Linked DNA regions of Homo sapiens: region 1 is linked to region 2. The links are chromatin loops, found by intact Hi-C in ENCODE. Cell type or tissue: CD4-positive, alpha-beta T cell. All regions are shown on one strand. Links, peaks and the distances in the headings refer to the core of each region. The heading gives the core; the rest is flanking DNA.

Region 1 (9,537 bases), core at 1,055-9,054, 690 kb before region 2:
ACACCAACAACATAATACTATTTATATTTGCTCTATCATTGTGATTAACCTACCTTCCCCTTCCAAAAAAACACACTTAGCTTACTCACCTAACAGTAATGACATATATCATTTTAAAAACAAAGAATAGTTTCAAAATTAATTTTTTCTACCTAATGTGCGTGACTGATGTTGAAAAGTTAGTGAGGGTTACCCATATATTCACACATGTAAATTGTGGAAATAAGAGAGAGAGAAAAAACTCAACAGATATAATCTGTAAAGCTGTCAAAAGACTTTCAAATAGCGAATTCCTTCAGATCATATATTTCAATAGAAGTTGCTGTTTAAATAGAGGTCTCTCATTTGGTGGGAGGAGCTTTTAAAAGAAAAAATACTTGAAGATAAGTAATATTACCTTTGCCATTTGTTATGAAATAAATATATCATGAGGAGTTATGCTTCATTAAAATGTAATACTTATAGATGACAGTTTCATATGGTCAGATATAAAATGTATATATGTTTTACCAGGAAGATTATACAGTATTTTTAATCTTGATTTTTCATGACTTCTTGCAAATATGCATTTATTGCTTTCCAAACCATGCCTGGGAATGAAGGAGAAAAAATTGTTTTATCCGAAGAGTTAGCTGTTCTTCCTTGGTTCAATCAGGAGTAAGTTCTGATATCATAGAGGGGAATGTATTAAGATAATTCCTAAAATATAACTGTGCTTTTACTGTTTTGCCTATGCTGCCAGAAAGTTAAAAACATTTTGTTTCAAATAACTGTGTATGTTTAAAAGTCAAACCTATTATTTGCTATATTATTTGTCATGTGCTATAATTTGACAGAGGGGCAATATTTCTCCAAAAAGTAAAATTTTATAACCAAAGGCCATCAATTGTACAAACGACTAAGAGAATTAAATTTTATTAAGTTGGAAATGTAATTTATTCATTGTAACTGTTTTAAGAGAAATTAAGTGAGCACTTTGTATGTAGTTATCTTAAATGTTACGTGTATTCTTTTAGAAACTCTTTCTTGTTTTCCTTCTTTTCACCTTCAGTGTCCTGGCACGCGACTAGCACAAATCAAACCTTATCTGTCATAATAAACTATAGCGTTGGAAATTCTAAAGAGACTAAAAATTACTTAACGTCTTTAACATATTTGAAGTAATATTTATGAATAAGGGAGGGCTGTCCATTTTTGAGTTTCGTCGCGCCAATGGTTGAGGGATTTTCTCATTATCATCTCCTGATTCCCAGAGAAGAAAGCCAGCCGCGTGGCCTTAGGACCCCTGGCCACCGGGAGTGGAGGAGCGGAGGGTCTGCCCCAGCTACCCCTGTGGCCACCGCCTCTCCCTCCAGGTGTGTGTGGGGAGGGGGCTGACAGAAGCAGGAGGCGACTTGCTGAAGTAGGGAGGCCAGACTGAATTTTTCCAGGATTCCGGGACCTTATCTCTAGGAAGCACTTAAGGACTTACTATCGCATTCTTTATCTCACTGTCTTCCGACTGCCAGGCTGGGTGCCCAAACTTTGGCGGCTTTTTCACAGTTTCAACGGCAAGGGTGGGAGTGGGGCTCGGGAGCTGGAGAGGAATGGCACGTTACGCCCCGTTCGGTTTCAAGGCCATGATTGCATCGCTCTCTGGAACGAAGATGGCCAGGAATTCGGGCAGGGAGAGGAACCACTCAATGGCAAAGTTGGTAGTAACGTCGTGAATTGTAAAGAGGGATAGCCCTCTCCTGCAGTCTCCAAGCAAAACCTTTTTCGCAACATGGGTGCCTGTCCAGCTTAATTCTTTGCTATCTTTCTTACTCGTGTTTTTGTTAGGGGACCGTTATAAAGTGAATTTTTGAACTGCTGGGTTGAGAAATAAACAGGGAAGGAACTGGGAAGATTCAAATTAGCTTCCACCGACCCTATTAGAGGTCCCTGGGCAGGAACCCCCCTGGCCACAAAATGTCCCGCAGGAGGTCTGCCTGGCGGAGGCGCTGCCTGGCGGAGGCGTGGGCTCAACCGAGTGGGCGCTACCACCGCTGGCTTCGGAGAAGCAGCCTGCGGAGAGCGGTAAACCGCAAGGGAAGCGCTTCAGGATCTGATTGCTTTTTAATAAAAAGATATGTTTGTAACCAGATGGAACCATTCTGGCTCCTTTATCGAGAGCGCAGCTTGGCCGCTTGCCTGGCCCTGGGGCTCTGGCCACAGCCTCTGCTGGGTTCTGGAGGAATTCAGATCTAAAAATAAATGATCGGGGATAATTCTTCCCCGAGGCGAACGGCTCGAACTCCCCTCCTCCACCCGCCACTGTCACAGCAATTCACCTTGAACTCTAAGGCGGATCGTTCCCACCTCCGCTCAAGGGGCCTGGACGCGGCGGTGGCTTTGCAGCCTCCTGCACCCGGAGCTCTGCTGGGCATGCTGCAGCCAGGACCCGCACCAGACTGCTCCAGGCGCCCTTAGGGTCCTGCCGGCTGGGTGGAAGTCAACACACTTTCAGTTAACCGAGGGGATTGAAATTGGATCCAATGAGGGAGGAAAAGCTGAAATCCCTGCTCTCTGGAGCTGTAGAGCACCAGGTGGGGAGACATTGCAGGTCAGAGGATAAGTCCTCTGCATTAACTGCGGCGCAGTTCCCTGTACGTCTAGCAAACTAGGTTTATGGTCTACGTGGGTCACAAGCGCATAAATCATTGTCAGCCCCGACAGTAGGTGCAGAGCTCTCTGCCTCGCTCTGGCCACACCAGCCTTTAGACAGGCTAACTGAGGGGGGGGCTCGGCGCGAAATTTCCCAGCCTAGAATATTTGCCTCGAATCTTTCTGTCCAAGTCTCCGAGACAGCTCCAGAATATGCGCTTGCCCTTTTGATAGACCCGCAAAGGGCGCGGTCTGGCAACCAAGCGCATCTGTTCACTATGGCCTAATGATTGTCCTGCAGTCAAAGAATCCAAGAGGGCATCATCTGATCTTATTTTATGCGTGAGGAAACCTGACGCTATCCAGGTTAAAGTGACATTGCACGAGGTCACACAAAGCTCTGGTAAAACTCCTTGATCCTAGGTTTCTTGATTCTCGCTCTCACACCTGGCCCCATCCATCGTCCTGCCTCAAATATCCACTGTGTTGTAGAGATACCAGGATCTGAGAATGCCTGTAGAGAAGGACTCATTATTTGTTGTCTTTGCAATTTACTAGTACAATTTTCAATATGATAATTTCCAAAGTCCCAGGAATGTACTTCAGATCTTCTTCCTCATTCTACCTCACAATTCACATAGGAGGAACCCCAGTGGCAGCCAGATATCGGGGTTTTAGACACCCAGCTGCTTCAGCCACTGAGCCCTGGGTTACCAGCACTTAAACAAGTCAAGAAAAGGAATTCCTCGCTGAGCCGGGAGGACTGGGAGAGATGGGGGCTCGGACTTAGAGAAACGCTGGAGAGAGACGAGTGGTCAGGCAATCAACTTTCACCTTCTCACAAGCTATTAGTAAAGGGACTGTTTTTTGTCCAGCAAACTCTCCCCTCAGGCATGCAGGGCTTGATGTTATCGTGATTACTTTTCGCTATTCACATTAATTATTTTAAGACAACACACACACACACACACACACACACACCTTCTCACTTAGAGTCAATGCCAACTTGAGCCATTTCAAATCGTTAGTCCTCTTTGTGAATGTGTTTGCATTTTTAAATCTGGGTTAGAAATTTGGCAGTCCCTCAATTATTCCTGAAGTGAAAAGGCCACAAAGTGGTCTCTTCCCTTCTTTTTTTCATTCAACTCTCTCTCTCTCTCTGTCTCTCTTTCTCTCTCTCTGTCCAGGAGTTGAAAAGAGAAACTCCAACCTTCAACTGTCAACTGTTTTCCAAACATCAGATTAATGTTCCCCAGGACTCGGTAGTAACGTGACCTTTCTGTTTTCAGATGTGTTTTTCAACATGTAATCGTTTGTTTGTTATGTCTCTCATATGGAATAAAGAAAGCTGGGGGAAGGAGTGTGGGCTGCCAGAGGCAGGAAAAAAAAAAAAAAAAAAAAGGATGTGGAGGCTGTTTTTGTTCCTTCTTCAAAATGCTCGAATCATTTTATTTTTAGGCAAGTAGTCCCCAAGGGAGGAAAATCTACAATACTCGTCCTGAAAAGAAATCCAAGCACTTGATGAGCAATTATTTAAACATAAACATCCCCAAAACAAAAATCTAATAAATTGATTTTAAAAAACATCTTGCAGGAGAGGAATTTCTGGGATGCAGGTAACGCTCTTTATCTTGATCTAAGAAATTCCATAAGAAGGTTTTAAAAAATAATTTATCAAACTTTTCATTTATGCCTCATGCCCGTTTTTGGACGGTTACACTTAAATTACCATTTTTTTTTTAATTTGAGAAAGGAAACCTCTAACGTGTGTATATTACTATATTCTACATCTTAGTTCTAATAAATTTCCAAACCAATATATTTATTAAACGATTAAGAACTTTGCCACTAACTTGTTTTCTGAGTAATAGGTTCTGAATCAAAGTGAAAACAGTATACTTGAATTAGTTATTCGAAAACCAGCATAATTATTTCATCACTTTCTAATATAGTAAAATGTCAAATATGCAATGAGTTTAAAGTTTGTTTTACGAAACCCCAAAGAAACCAAATAGTTATTTTGTTAAAAACAAAAGCTTTATACTTAAAAAAGAAAAAGTATTAAGTTGGTGCAAAAGTAAATGCGGTTTGTGTCATTTGAAAGTAATGGCAGAAACCGCAATTACTTTTGCACCAACCTAATATTAACTTTTTTTTGAGACTAACTCTTATTAGAAAACGTTTTATTCCAAAGAGGAATTTTAAAAAGCCATACTCAAAGGTGAATTTCTGCTACTAGAAAGATGCCAGTTTTAAACTCCTCCCCACCCCCATAAAATATTATTAGGCCGCTTTCATGGTTAGTGACTAAGCATTTTACCAAGAAACCAAAGACTAAATTGCTCCCCTCAATTAATCAACAGCTTTTATCTCCGGCATCAGCTTCACTAATGACCTCACTGCGGCCCTCCAATCCTTATTTTGTGCTTTCCCTTATCACCGTCTTCCAAATCACCCCAATATTTCTCCTGCCCCGTTCAAGTTAGAGGCATCATGATCCCCATCTAGAAAGCAATTTCCTGACGACTCGCTTAATTATCGCCCGCTCCCCCGCCCCCACCTTCCTAGCTCTACTTCCCTAATCGACCCTTTATCACCCGGGAACAATCGCTAAGCCTGAGCTGCCCACATGGAGGCTTCGCTGCTGCTTTACTTTACAGGCCCTTCCGCGGTTTTATGATTGGTTGCTGTGGTTGGAATGTTTATAGATAATAAACAACTAATCCATTTCTTGCCTAATGAATTGCCCCACCCGCGTACCAGTTTAACACCCGTAACTAGCTCCAGGATCAATCTGCGCCAGCGACCGAGGGGATGAGGGGGGCGAAACCACCCAGCCTCACTGCCGCTTAAAATCAAAGCCGAAGAACTCTAGGTCAGCAGACACCTATTTCCCATTTTCCAGTTCCTCTCCTCCGCGACCCCCCACCCTCAGCTAGGGCTCGGCGCCCACCTGCTCCTCTGCCCACGGTCGAAGGAGTGAATTTCAAAAGTGCTTTTCTTGGCTTCTAAAAATGTGAGAGGGCGATCCGCGAGCTTGGGCGCGCTGCCTGCGAGACTGGCGCGCCCACAGGAACCGGCACTCAGGTGACGGGCTGAAACTGGTGCCTGCAGCGACTGCTATTTTGGCCCAACCAGCCTCTTCAGGCTTCGGCGGTACACGCCCCGGGGGTAGTTACAGTCCTCCTGGCTCTGATGAGTCTCTGCCCGCGGAAGATCAAAAAGGCTGAGGTTGGCAAGGGCGTTCCTCCCGCACCCGACGGCTGAGAAGGAAGATGGGCAGGATAGGTAGTGGGGAGGGCACAATCTAGTTAACACTCGGAATCCTGTCTGAAATAAAGGAAAATGCATGTTCAGACTCCCAAGAGACCCGGAAAACGCGGAGGATCTGCCAAAAGCATTCCAAGAAGAGAAGAAACCAACGCCAGGGAGAGATTCTTTTATACACATTATGGCAGCTGCACATGGCTTCCGTCAGTAACTGGGGCCAGGGGGTGTGAGGACGGTGACCGGGAGCCAAGGAGAGGGCCACGGGAACCGAACACCGGAGTCCCTATGGTGTTGCGCTGTGGGAGTCCAATGTCTAGTCCTGGAGCCTCCGAGAGCGCGCTGGTGGTCCTTTGGGACCTTCCCTTTCGGTAAGGACCCAGAGGAGGGAAGTCGAATAGGAATGGAAACCCGAAAATCGCAGATAGGTTCGCTTACTAGAGCTGTTTCTAAAACCCACTTAACAGCCAGCTGAGCTTTCAGTGGAGAGACTTCCTTTACTTACACAGTAGTTTGAAAGTTCTGCAGTTTTGTGTTTATAGATTTAATTTTAGAAAGCTAATGTGTATGCCACCTTCCAACTGAGCCCCCTGTTCCAGGATATCTTCTTTCCAAGATCCCAGAGAAGGACCCTCAGAAGCACTCTCTGCGGCAACGCCCCCATCTTATTTACCTGTGATTTTACTTCCCTTTATTATAAAGAGTAGGCGAAGATGTCGTTGGGTCAGTACTTATTTTACCAGGTGGCCAATTCTTCCCAAAACTCTGGCAAAGAGCACTTTAACCCCTGTCTTTTCCTTCTTTCACTAATCTTGGCTGGGAAATTCCATTTTTCACCGGGGTGGGTGGGTGGGGTGCAGTGGGGATGGTAGTGTTGCTTCTAATGTTCTGTCATTCAATTCACAAATATTTACTTGATGCCTACTGTTTTAGACACTGGGGACACAGTTTAAAGACACACATGCACACAACAGTTTAAAGACACACATGTGCGCATACACACACACACACACACACACACACAGACCCTTTCCTAGAGCTTCCACTCTAGAAGGAGTCTCAGGTTAACATTAGGACTCACTTTGGGCTGGGAGCTGAGAGGATGTGATTTTTAACAGAAACGTAAGGAACAACGCCAATCATCTGGTCAAAACTTTTCTCTGTGTCACCTAAGAAGTATCTTCATTATGTGTAGTTTAAGTCATAGCCTTTCCACAATGTAATTGATGTGCTTAATAGCAGATAGCACTCTCCACACCTTTGTGCTCACAGAGGCTATTTTCATTGCTGGGGTGGGGGGTAAGATGAAGGGTACTCCAGGCCATTCTCAACTGGTGTTGGTCATTGTTCAACTTATGAAGTCAACAATTTCAGATTTTTAGTGTCCTGAAAATAATCTTGGCCCCCACATCTTCAGTAACACAATGCCGACTTCAAGACAAAAAGCAGGTTCTGTCCCTCACTGAGAGAGGGATTTTTCTCACTCCATCAGCACTGAGCTTGGATCTTTTACTTACCTGAGGTCTCATTCTCCTCCTCCTCTCTAGGGGAGTAGGAGTTGCCTGGGAAAGAATTAGCAGCTCCTGAAAGGCAGGTTTCTCCATGCATTGACTGATTTTGCTGGAAAGTTTTTCCATTTCTCTTTCTCCACTGAAAGTCTCCTCCTCAGTGAGAAGGGAAGCTGCCCATTGAACACTGGGGCAAGGAAGCTCTCTGGGCCTTCTTAACTACACGGGCCACTCTTGCTGAGCACAAAGATACAGATTTAACTACCCCTTAACAAAGAAGAGAATTAAAAATGACCCACCAAAGAAAACTAGAATAAAAACAAAGGCAAAGCGGCCACCGCGAGCTGTTTGATTATTTTCTCTGACTTTGCTCTTTGATTGGAACCTGCCTCATCAGAAATAAAAATAAATAAGAACACAAAACGTTGATTGGTTCTTCATCAGTGAATGTGTCCATGGCTGATACAGAGAGAAAAGAAAATAAATCCTGATTGCTTAATGAAAAGAAGAAAAAAGTAATTTGTATAAATAGAGCTTTAGAAAAAGGAACTGAAGAACCGCGCAGGAAAAGGCTGCCTGGACCAGCGGGACATTCGCTGACGCGAGGGAGCTGGGGATTCTGGAGTGAGTCTTTGCGGAACCCGCGGCAGCCCTTAGAGAAACTGAGCCACAGATCAAACAGCAGGGAGCTGGCCTTAATTTTATTTGATCATCAAAGGATCGGATAACTCAGCAAGGCGTCGATGTCTGCATTTTAGGAAGCACTGAAAACTTTAGAAAGGTGTTTGCACTTCGGAGTGGCTTCTTCTGCACGTGATGCACAAAAGAAAAGCCTCTTACCCGCAGGAAAGTACGGCTGTTCCTGTGTCTTGACCGTGCCAGATCCGGTAGACACCGTGTGAGCGCTATTGACTGTCCAGCGACTTGCGGAGCTGAGAGCGTAGTGGTGGTCACTTCCCTGAGAGGTGGTGCCTACTGAGCTGGGGACCCAGAACGCTACTCTTCAGCCTCAAGTAGCATCCTGGAGGTCTCTCTGACAAGGCTGAGAGTGTTCAGGGATCATAGCCTGCAGAAAAGGGAGAAAATGCGTATGAAAGCACTTTGTCAACTGTAGAGGATTAGATGGCAAGATTACCATGCGCTTCTGAAAATTTCATATATAAATGCAGGGACAATTGGTAAGAAAACAGTAGGTAGAGTTCTGGTTTCGTTTCATTGTCTCTGTCCCATGTCCTTTAGTTCCCACTGTCATCCGAAGCTGACGTTTACTGAAACTTTACTTGTAAAATCCAGTGTTTCTGCTTCCTTTTTCTTTTGTAAAGTTAAGCTGCTCATAAACTTGGCTTCAGAATTAACCAGGAATCACTCTCCATTCAGAAGCACAAAATTACCATTTGTACAGAGGTATGTTTAAAGGAAACTTCCTCTAGTGTAGGCCTGGAAATGTGGACTAATAATTCACACATAGCGAGTCACAGCTATGACTCCAGTTTACTTCTCACGTTAATATAATGTAAAAACTAGCCACAGTAGGATTTTTTCTCATTTCATTTAAAAAATTGCAAAAGTTAAATAAATGCTCTGCCCACATCTTGCTGCAGGGAGAATATAATTTGAGAAATTATGGCACATTTCACTTTAGCACCTTAGATGATCATTTATCAATAATTTTCTATGCAAAAATAGAGGCACTAAACATCAATGTGTATAACAAATTTTGTGCAGACCTTTGAAAACTTTCTTGCATGGATTTGGGGCAGATTATAATATTTTATAAAACAGAACTCGGGTTGAATATTTTAGAAATTATTATTGGTGTTGGTGACAACAGAAGGCTTTTAGAGTAAGATTCAGTTAAAATGAAAAGATAGTTGAAAGGATCAGAAAAATAAAATACTTATAACAGAGAAGAAAAATCTATGTTGATCTGGAAGTAGAAGCTTGGCTGACCAAGGGAAGGGGTGGAGGAGAGCCTTCCCCTTTACTAGGGATCAGCCCTCCACTCTCTTGGTGGCAAGCCTCAACTGTCAGAGCCTGGGTTTCCTATCACTGCCCTCTACTGCTCAGGGTTGCATTCCTTTTCTTCACCCCTCCACTGCCCTGAGCTTCAGAGTACTTTACAGTTCCCTAAAGTGAC
Region 2 (9,537 bases), core at 1,095-9,094:
GAGGCAGAGAAGCACTCCTAGCTAAGATTCCTCCACAGGCACCCAGAGGAGCCCCCAGCAAGCCAGTTCCCTGGGCCTTTGAGTACTTACAACATGTGCATCAGCAGCTACACTAGTGCAGCCCAGGAGTGGGGTCCCCATGCTGACATCGATGTCAGGGACTGTGCCTTTCTCCCTTTCTTCTCCCACTTTCCCTCTCATCACCAACACCACCCTCTCCTTCATTGCCACCACTGCCAACACCTCCATCACTACCACCAGGATGCCCAGGACACCTAAATTGAGGGCAAACTTGAGATGGCATCCTTGCTTCACAACTTCCCAAAGGAGCAGGCTAACCCAGTATCCTGGAAAACCTGGAACAAAACAGGCCAAAGGACACTGCAAGAGAAAAGTGGATGCGTTTGTGCATTTAGGGTAGAGCTCAACCAGTCAGGGCCAGCCTGGCCTCCCTGAGTCAGTTACTACAGTTGGGGACACCACTAGGGTTCATCCATTTGTCCCCTCTCATCAAGCCAGCTTTCTAAGGCAGTGACCTCTGGATTTGGGTTTCTGAGCCACATCAAGTCTTAGGCCCTTGGACCACAGCAGTTAACTGATAATGACACTGTGAGTGAGAACTGATGTTCAGATTAGCATCTTTTATGATTTCTTTTTTCTGTACCATGTTGTCCATTTCCTTTACCACTTGCAATGCTATCTGGAGCCACGAGGTAATTCATTCATTTTTGTTTGTTTGTTTGTTTCAATTAAAAGCATGAGAAAAGCTAAATGTGGCAAGTTCTGAAGCTTTCAAAAGTGAGGCCACTCACCGCTGGTCTCTGGTGGACAGAGCATCTCAATCCCTAACTCAGCCCTCCTCTGGACTCTTCTTCCTCCCTTCAATTCCCAAAACTCCCTTTGGGTCTTAAAGCAGCCAACCAACTAATTTCCCTGAATTTTTATATGTTCCCAGCCCCAGTGCAATCTTACTTTGTCTACCTGCTCCCAAGGCCTAAATGTGTTTTTATAAACAGACTTTTCAAAAACGTATCAAATGTCAGAGAATTGAACTACCAGTATTTACACATTCGGGGTTTGCCTCCGGGTGAAAATGTAAACAGAACCCCCAACCACACTACCTGCATTCTTTCCTTGAAGAACCAGGTCTTTAAAAGGCTCTCCTTGTGCTAAAAAATTGCAGACCCACGCAAGTTGGGGGTTTAGAGCAGTAGGTCACTATTTTGTTCCGAGCTCAACTGCAAGCCCCTGGCGCTTACCAACGAGCCTAGTTTCAGTTAATCCCTATTCTAGGTTCAATGCTTTAAGACGCTTGTCTGGGGACGTTCAAGGATGTTAACCCCTTTCCTAGAAAAAGAATGGGCCCTGCACCGACTCTAATCCTGGGCTTTTAAGTCCCTGTCTCCTACCGCCCAGCCGCGGCAAACCTGAAATATATATATTTCTCAATCCTGCTGCCCAAGACTCTAGGGCTAGTGGAGGGCAGAGCCCGAGCACAGAGTCAACTGCAACACCGAAGTTGGGCGCCCTCCATTCGCACTGACCTCGCCTTCCTGCCCCAACCACTTTGTCGGCGGTGAGCAAGGAAAGGACTGTCCTTGTGGAGTCCTTCGGGTGGGGATCGCTTTGTGGCCTGCGGCCGGACTCTGCCCGCCTCCAAAGGGCGATGCTCAAGGTGGAGTCTTTGGTCTCCCTTGGGCTAACCTGGCCTGACCAGCGGCGAGCCCCAGGCCGCCCTGTCCCGCGCTGGCGCCGCAGGCCCTCGCCTCCCTCTAATTTACAGCCCGCGGGCTCCTGTTGACACCGTTTTCCACACCGAACTCCTTCGGGTGGAATCTGCATATACACATCAGCCTCCCCTCTCGGCTTGGGGCCAAGCCTGGGGTGATTTCAGCTCCTGCCATTTACCACCCGCCCTCGCCGCACGTGAGCCTTCTCAAGAAGCTCATGCCACACGGGCGCTGCGGCCCGGGTGCCCCGCGGCCCGGTGACTTACAAGTGGAGATCCATTTTCCGTTATAATGCGTTCAAGATCACCAAGGCCAGCAGTCTCAACATCCACGAGCCGTCCTCCCGGCCTGCCTCTTAAACTGGCGTTTAATGGTTCCCCTCCGATAACTAAACCTGCTTTCCACAGATGCCCGCTTTTATGAGGGAGGCAGGAATGCAGAGATATATTTATATGTTTGTTCATAAAAACTGGAAAATAAGCTCTGAACACGCCGTAAAAAATATTCAGTTACTTACCAAACAGGCTAGTTAAACCAGGGGAACACCGATACCAGCCACACTACAGATTCGGGGAATCGAGGTGCCCGCACTTCAAAATCGCCCAAGGTCTTCGTAGGGACTGGTGTCCCTGAAGGATGTGGAAATAACAGCATTTACAATCGGCTTGACATGTTCGCCCGGAGGACTCAGCCGTCATCTCCAAAGTTTGCCGCAATAACGTGAGCCACCCCAAACAGCTCTAACCGGGGTAACTTGGTGGGTAACTCAATAGCCACTGAGACCGGCGTTTCGAGCCTGTAAACGGGTCAAAGAAACACCCTTCTCCAGCCGCTCCTCGTCCCTGCTGGGGCAAAGAGCGCCAGCTCCCAGCCGCGCCTTTGTGGGGGCCCCCACCGCCCGTCACGAGGCTCCCGGCGCCCCTGCATAAAATTGTAAGAGGCTGCCTGCGTATATTTTCTTACCTCGATTACCTACAAAGCACTTCGAAAAGCAATACCTGCGTTTTCTTTCTTTCTTTCTTTTCAACCAGAAAAGAGAGCAGAGTGATACTGTACCTGGTTAGAGATTCTTCAATATTTGAGACTTGGGGGGAAAATATTTTAATAGTGAAGCATCTGTTAAACACTTGCATTATCCTCTGACTGATAAAAAAAGTTTTTTTAACCCTGCCCCCCCCCCCCGCCAAGTTTTAATTATCTTATGGTTATGAGGAGGTAGCCAATCCTGGAAGAGGACCTCGGCAATTAGCAACGTGAACATCAAAAAGTTTTATTGCCGAGAGCTCGAGGCGCCGCCCCTGCCGCCCCGGGATTGGCGTGAGGAGCCTCTGACGACATATATTAACCCGAGCGGCCCTAAAGATGTAGCTGTACATGGAGATCTTGCTGGGAAAATCCGCTTGCTCCCCTCACGTCGTCCAGCCCAGGAGAACCACCGCCGTCACCCCGGAGCTTCCTCGGCCACCGCGCAGAGCCCTCCGAGAGCCCGAGCCGCGGTCTTCGAGCTCCAAGGCTCATTCAGGGCCCCAGATCCTTGCCCCGAAAGGAGAGGATCTGAGAAAATGGATGCACTGAGACCTCTCTGAAAACCCTCCGAGAGAGCGCGAGAGGAGCGAGGACACGTTACTCGCAGCTAAAATCACATTTAAGGACCAAAACAACAACAACCAAAAATTTCATTAAAACAATAAGCGCCCAAGAACCCAGATCGGGCTGGTGGGGGGAGGGGAAGAGGCGGGAAGGGGAGGGTCGCACGGAGGTAGCTTTGCAGTGAGCAGTCGACCCCGCCGCCCCCCGGCACAGCTGGACCGGCTCCTCCAGCCGCGGCTCAGACTCGCCCCTGGATTCCGGGTTAGCTTCGGTGCCAGGACCGCGGCCCGGGCTTGGATTCCCGAGACTCCGCGTACCAGCCTCGCGGGAGCCCCGGCACCTTTGTATGAGCACGAGAGGATTCTGCCTCCGCGCAGCAGCCCGGGAAGCAGGAGCCGAAGCGCGGGCCGTGGAGCAAGGCGGGAACCGGAGGCGGCGGCGGCGGCGGCCAGGGGCGCACGGTGCCAGGACCAGCTCGCCGCGCCCCATGGGGAGCCGGCGGCCGCAGCGCTGCTGAGGCGGGCCCGGCTGGCCAGGCGGGGGGACGGGGCCCGGGCTGCAGCAGCCCCCTCTGCGGCTGCCGGGCGGGCCCGGGCGCCCGGGGGCTGGGGGGTGGGGGGTGGGGGAGGACGCCGAGCGCTGAGGCAGGGGCCCGGGCCGAGGGCGCGGCGGGGCTGCGCGCACGCTGGGGCGCGTGGAGGGGCGCGGAGGGCGAAATGAGTCTGGTAGGTGGTTTTCCCCACCACCCGGTGGTGCACCACGAGGGCTACCCGTTTGCCGCCGCCGCCGCCGCAGCTGCCGCCGCCGCCGCCAGCCGCTGCAGCCATGAGGAGAACCCCTACTTCCATGGCTGGCTCATCGGCCACCCCGAGATGTCGCCCCCCGACTACAGCATGGCCCTGTCCTACAGCCCCGAGTATGCCAGCGGCGCCGCCGGCCTGGACCACTCCCATTACGGGGGGGTGCCGCCGGGCGCCGGGCCCCCGGGCCTGGGGGGGCCGCGCCCGGTGAAGCGCCGAGGCACCGCCAACCGCAAGGAGCGGCGCAGGACTCAGAGCATCAACAGCGCCTTCGCCGAACTGCGCGAGTGCATCCCCAACGTACCCGCCGACACCAAACTCTCCAAAATCAAGACCCTGCGCCTGGCCACCAGCTACATCGCCTACCTCATGGACCTGCTGGCCAAGGACGACCAGAATGGCGAGGCGGAGGCCTTCAAGGCAGAGATCAAGAAGACCGACGTGAAAGAGGAGAAGAGGAAGAAGGAGCTGGTCAGTACCAGGGGGCGGCAGGCGGTGGGGCTGAGGGGGTCAGGGAACTGGTGCTCCCGGCCTCTTTCCAATTGGGCTGAGAAATGGCATCTCGTGTTCTTTGGCTGCGTCCCGCTTCAAGGTTGTTTGCACCAGGTTGTGTAAGGATGGCTTCCGGCATAAGCAGAGAGTTGAGGGGAGGGTGTCAGCAGGAGGAGGAGAAGGTTAGGGATGCTTTGCGCTGGTGATCTTACCTCCGGGTTATCGCTGCTCCCCTAGTACTTAGGACGGACCTTGAAAACTCTGGGTCGCGATCGATCGCGATCGCACTGGTCTGGATGCCTCACCCCGTCTCTGTTAGACCCTTCTTTTGGCCTCCAATCCAATCTTGCTTTCAGATGTTTCCAGAATAAGTCTCGAAGAAGCCCTTGATTCCAATTATTTCACTATTGATCGCACCCCCTACCCCACTCCCAGAAGGAGGCTGCCAGAGACTGAGCCCTGAGTTTTGTGGTTGTTCTCATACTATGCCCGGAAAACGTAATGGTAAACATAAAATAAGTACTTTTGACTTCAAAATACAGCTCCAATTTTTCCTTGGCTATGACGTTAAAATGTAATTTCCCAGATGAGTATATTCCATTGGCATTTCTAATTTTATTTGAATAAGCCTGTACATTTTAAGGGGGAAAAGGCATTACTATGGTCATTGTTATTAAAAATAACACGAAAGTAAATTGAGCCGCTTAAAATTTTCTCAGATTCCTACCAAGTGCCCACAGGGCAGTGGTGCAGGATAGAGCTATGTCCACGAAGGGCCCGGAAAATAATTGCATTTGTCGAATTTTTCTTCTTTGGCCCCTGCAGCCCTTTGGTGGCTGCATAATCGAGTGACCTCCCGAATAACCAGAGATTTCAGAAGCCTTGGAGGAGAGGCACTGCTGAGCTGGAGGCCGAGAGCCTCTGGCCGAGAGGCCCAGGCCGAAACAGAGGCTCCTTCGCCCTATTTTTCCTAGATGTGGATCTAGGATTGCTAATGAAAACAGAGAAACCAGACTTAGCGCCGACTCCAGCTCCCGCCCCTACATCTGGAGTAAGAGAAAAGGCCCCCCGCTCCTCCATAAACGACTCGAAAACGGGCGGTTGTTTATAAACTTGTGGATCCGGTTGTTGAGCGCTGCAGCGCCGAGGCCTCCCCGCCGGCTAGGGTAGCGCTAACCTTGGTAGCTTCTCTGCAGGGGCTGGGACTCCCCCATCGTATCCTTTCCTCTCTGGTTCACTGTCTCCTCCGGCGCAGGAAGCTCCGGGTTGGTGTGGAACCAGGTATCCTCTCTGAATTTCTCTTTCCACTTTTCTCGCCCTCGCCTTTCCTCTGTCCAGAACGAAATCTTGAAAAGCACAGTGAGCAGCAACGACAAGAAAACCAAAGGCCGGACGGGCTGGCCGCAGCACGTCTGGGCCCTGGAGCTCAAGCAGTGAGGAGGAGGAGAAGGAGGAGGAGGAGAGCGCGAGTGAGCAGGGGCCAAGGCGCCAGATGCAGACCCAGGACTCCGGAAAAGCCGTCCGCGCTCCGCTCTGAGGACTCCTTGCATTTGGAATCATCCGGTTTATTTATGTGCAATTTCCTTCCCCTCTCTTTGACCCCCTTTGAGGCATCTGCTCCCCGTCTCCCCCTCCAAAAAAAAAGTGGATATTTGAAGAAAAGCATTCCATATTTTAATACGAAGAGGACACTCCCGTGTGGTAAGGGATCCCGTCGTCTCATAGATTCTGTGTGCGTGAATGTTCCCTCTTGGCTGTGTAGACACCAGCGTTGCCCCCCGCCAACCTACTCAACCCCTTCCAGATAAAGACAGTGGGCACTAGTGCGTTTGTGAAGTGTATCTTTAATACTTGGCCTTTGGATATAAATATTCCTGGGTATTATAAAGTTTTATTTCAAAGCAGAAAACAGGGCCGCTAACATTTCCGTTGGGGTCGGTATCTAGTGCTATCCATTCATCTGTGGTCGTTCCCTCTTTGAAGATGTTTCCAACAGCCACTTGTTTTGTGCACTTCCGTCCTCTAAAACTAAATGGAATTTAATTAATATTGAAGGTGTAAACGTTGTAAGTATTCAATAAACCACTGTGTTTTTTTTTTACAAAAACCTTAATCTTTTAATGGCTGATACCTCAAAAGAGTTTTGAAAACAAAGCTGTTATACTTGTTTTCGTAATATTTAAAATATTCAGAAGTAAACTAAATTATCATGATTGCCTCTAACTTTATTTTAAAGACTCAGTGGTTCCAACCAGTCACCCTGACCTGCGGCCTACGCAGGAGGAGGAGGTGCTCTTAAAGAGAAGTGTCCTTGTTACAAATCCTGCAAATGGTCTGGGGTTTGTCGGTGTGGTGTCTCCTTCCCTCTTCCCCCAGCTGGAGAACGCTGAGTAGTCTCTAGAAGGAAGATCTGGGCTGGAGAACCCAGTCCGGCAGTTCGCTCAGAAGGTGTAAAGGTGCTCTTGCTTTCCTGAAGTCAATCAGAAGCCATTTCTTGAGGCCGTCAGTTTTTGTTTGGAGAGTGTTTCTGGTGGAGGAGTTGTGAGGAGAACCCCGGCATTATTGCTGCAACGGGAACTAGTCTGGGGTGTTTAATTCAAACTATGGGGCTTTCATCCAAGAAAAAAAAAAGGAAAAAGAAAAGAGAGGAGAGGATTTTGCTTGTATTCTATACGGGGGCTTCTCATCTGAGCAGGCGGGAAAGGGGGGTGGAGGGAGTTTCGAAAAAGTCCATGATTAGGTAACAAGGAATTTTACGTCAAGTAAGAAATCGTGAACAAGACCACGGATTTAAAGAGGGGCGAGGGGCGGGTTAGATTTACAAGGAGTTACAGGGAACTCAATATTAACTGTGCGGTGTCTGAAGTCTTCCCGGCCGCAGCCCAGCGAAACAAGCGACACCCTTCCGGGACTACCGGCAGCACGGGACCCGGGATCTCTCCCTGTTGGGTCTTTGGGCTCCCTGAGTCCCAGCTCGTCCCAGAAGAAAGTCCCAGCGGCCTCCTTTGCCTGCAGCCTTGGCGGAAGCTTGAATCTCAGCTCTAGAAACCGGAGAAACTAAAGTGCCTGTGCAGGCTGCGGGAAGGGGGGAGGAGGCTGGGAGGGATTTTGGAAGGGGGTGGGAGGAGGAGAAAGGTGAACCGTATTAAAAAGTGGTTTGTTTCATGGAACGCCGCGTATATAAATCTGGTGTTGGAGAGGCTTGCCAGAGGGTTTCCATCCTGGAACCCATCCTCAGGGTGATGTTCGCAACTTGGCCTCGGGCACAGACCCTCCCGCGATGTCCCAAGGGTTCCCACGCCTAGCTGGTGTCCACTATGACCCCTCTGCCTGCAGCAGGCCGAATCAGACCCGGCGTGGGCGAATTCAGAAGTGCCCAGGGAGAGACAAGCTAGAGGCTCTGCGGACTTCTGCGGGCGGCTGACAACGCGAGGGCGAGGGGTTAGAACAACTCGGCCAAAGCGATCTGAACTTTCTCCCCTTGGGTCAGCCGGCGCTGGGCCGACCTGGTGGGCGCGGGGCTGTGTTTACAGACACTTGCCTTTGTTTATAGCATGGGGAGGAGGTGTGGGGGAGGCGCGCCCTGATTTTCTGTTGCTCTCCCAATCCTCCTGCGTTTGATCCAGTGGTTCCCTCCCTCTCCTGATTCCAGTTGTCTTCCGCGTCTTTATTTTAATCTGCTCAGGAGAAAGCCATCAGGTCCTAGACGTGGAAGAAAGGAGCCTACCAAAGTGTTGGAGTAAACAGTGGCGGAGGAGGTGAGGTTTTAAAAACAGGAAACGGAGAGGAGTTATCTTCACCATGCACCTACGCTTCTCTGCACCTTGTGTAGCTGGTCTCCGCCATCTGGGCCTTAAGGCACTTCTGCAGATTTAACACTTTCTCTGGCTTATTAAACAACAACAGAGGGAAACCAAAAGACCCTGGCGCACCATTGCTACGGAGAAACTTGCTAATACACTTGCTTTTTAAACCTGCGCTCCTCTTTGGCCCCGGCCAAGCACAGCCTGCCTCCTCTTCCTCAGGGCCAGCAACACTAGGCCTGGTCACCCCACCCGCCCTGCCATTTCAACTCGCCAGAAACCCTAACCAGCCAGACACCCAGCAGACCGGACACCCCAGACGGCAGAATGCCCAGCTGCCTGACACTGCAGGCGGCTGAACCCCCTAACCAGACGCACACCCCAACTGACCAGATGCTTCAACCTGCAGGACACCCCAGATTATCTGTCACCCCAGCCGCTCTCAGCCACCCAACATCCCCGCCCCAGGTTGTCAAGTCCCAGGAAGTGAAAGGCGTACTGGGCAGACGTTTCTTCTGAGCTTCCATGCTTTTCTCTTCCAACACTTATTTCTCTTTTAACTTTTTCTTCTTTGTTTAAAAAAATTTTCCAAGCCTCTACTTGCGGGACCGGCTAAAAGGCCTCTGTTTTAATTGCTCGGATAATGTGGTTGCTGCCATTTTGTTAAGAGCAATCACTCCTGCAGGGAAATCACAAGCGTTCTAGACAGGCCGGAGCCGACAAAAATGTAGGATTTGACGTTAAAAGCTAAATGGGAAGCTGCGGCGGCGGAAGGTAAATTGATGGTAGATCTGGCTGTCAGGGCTCTGCCCCAGACCGCTGTGCAGGCCCAGCGTCTGATAACCCTGGAGCACCGGAGGGGCAAAGGCTTGGCCAGTTGTAGACGGTGTGTGTGTGTGTGTGTGTGTGTGTGTGTGCGCGCGCGCAAACCCCTTCTCAGCTTGGGAAGCAATTTGAAAAACTGCAGAGTGGGGGCCCCGCTCCCAATTGCCTGGGCACTGACAGCAACTTAAAGGGCTTTTCCAGGCCGAGACAGCAAGCTCCAGCTTTCGGGATGGGTTAGCCAGCAGGCCCAGGCATCTAGGAAGGGTGGACCTCTGGGTCTGGGTTGCCTCCTTAGGT

What was found. A loop is a pair of places that touch in the nucleus more often than their neighbours do. Peaks named below come from ENCODE experiments on the same cell type or tissue, not always from the same donor. Only the 100,000 strongest peaks of a DNase experiment are listed, where the experiment ranks them.
Region 1: a loop joins it to region 2, with 6 times the contacts of the local background. A loop is called at or near these places in 13 of 110 quality-filtered maps.

What each region holds. Positions count from the first base shown.
Region 1 is chr4:174,210,459-174,219,995 of GRCh38, reverse strand. The region is part of intron 1 of LINC02268 (long intergenic non-protein coding RNA 2268); the gene reads left to right. Among named protein-coding and RNA genes, the nearest start is that of LINC02268, 5.2 kb to the left of the region's middle. RefSeq lists enhancers at 4,860-5,520, 5,631-5,690. In CD4-positive, alpha-beta T cell, for the core only: no CTCF peak of the experiment used is centred there; DNase peaks (open chromatin) are centred at 2,015 and 5,765; H3K27me3 peaks cover 7,124 bases.
Region 2 is chr4:173,523,789-173,533,325 of GRCh38, reverse strand. It overlaps HAND2 (heart and neural crest derivatives expressed 2), which reads left to right and starts at 3,097. Exons shown (of 2, transcript NM_021973.3): 1 at 3,097-4,591; 2 at 5,951-7,235. The coding sequence starts at 4,037. The coding sequence ends at 6,049. HAND2-AS1 (HAND2 antisense RNA 1) reads right to left here and starts at 2,955. Exons shown (of 5, transcript NR_136196.1): 1 at 2,787-2,955; 2 at 2,248-2,359. RefSeq lists an enhancer at 8,041-8,582. In CD4-positive, alpha-beta T cell, for the core only: no CTCF peak of the experiment used is centred there; no DNase peak of the experiment used is centred there; H3K4me3 peaks cover 596 bases; H3K27me3 peaks cover 7,226 bases.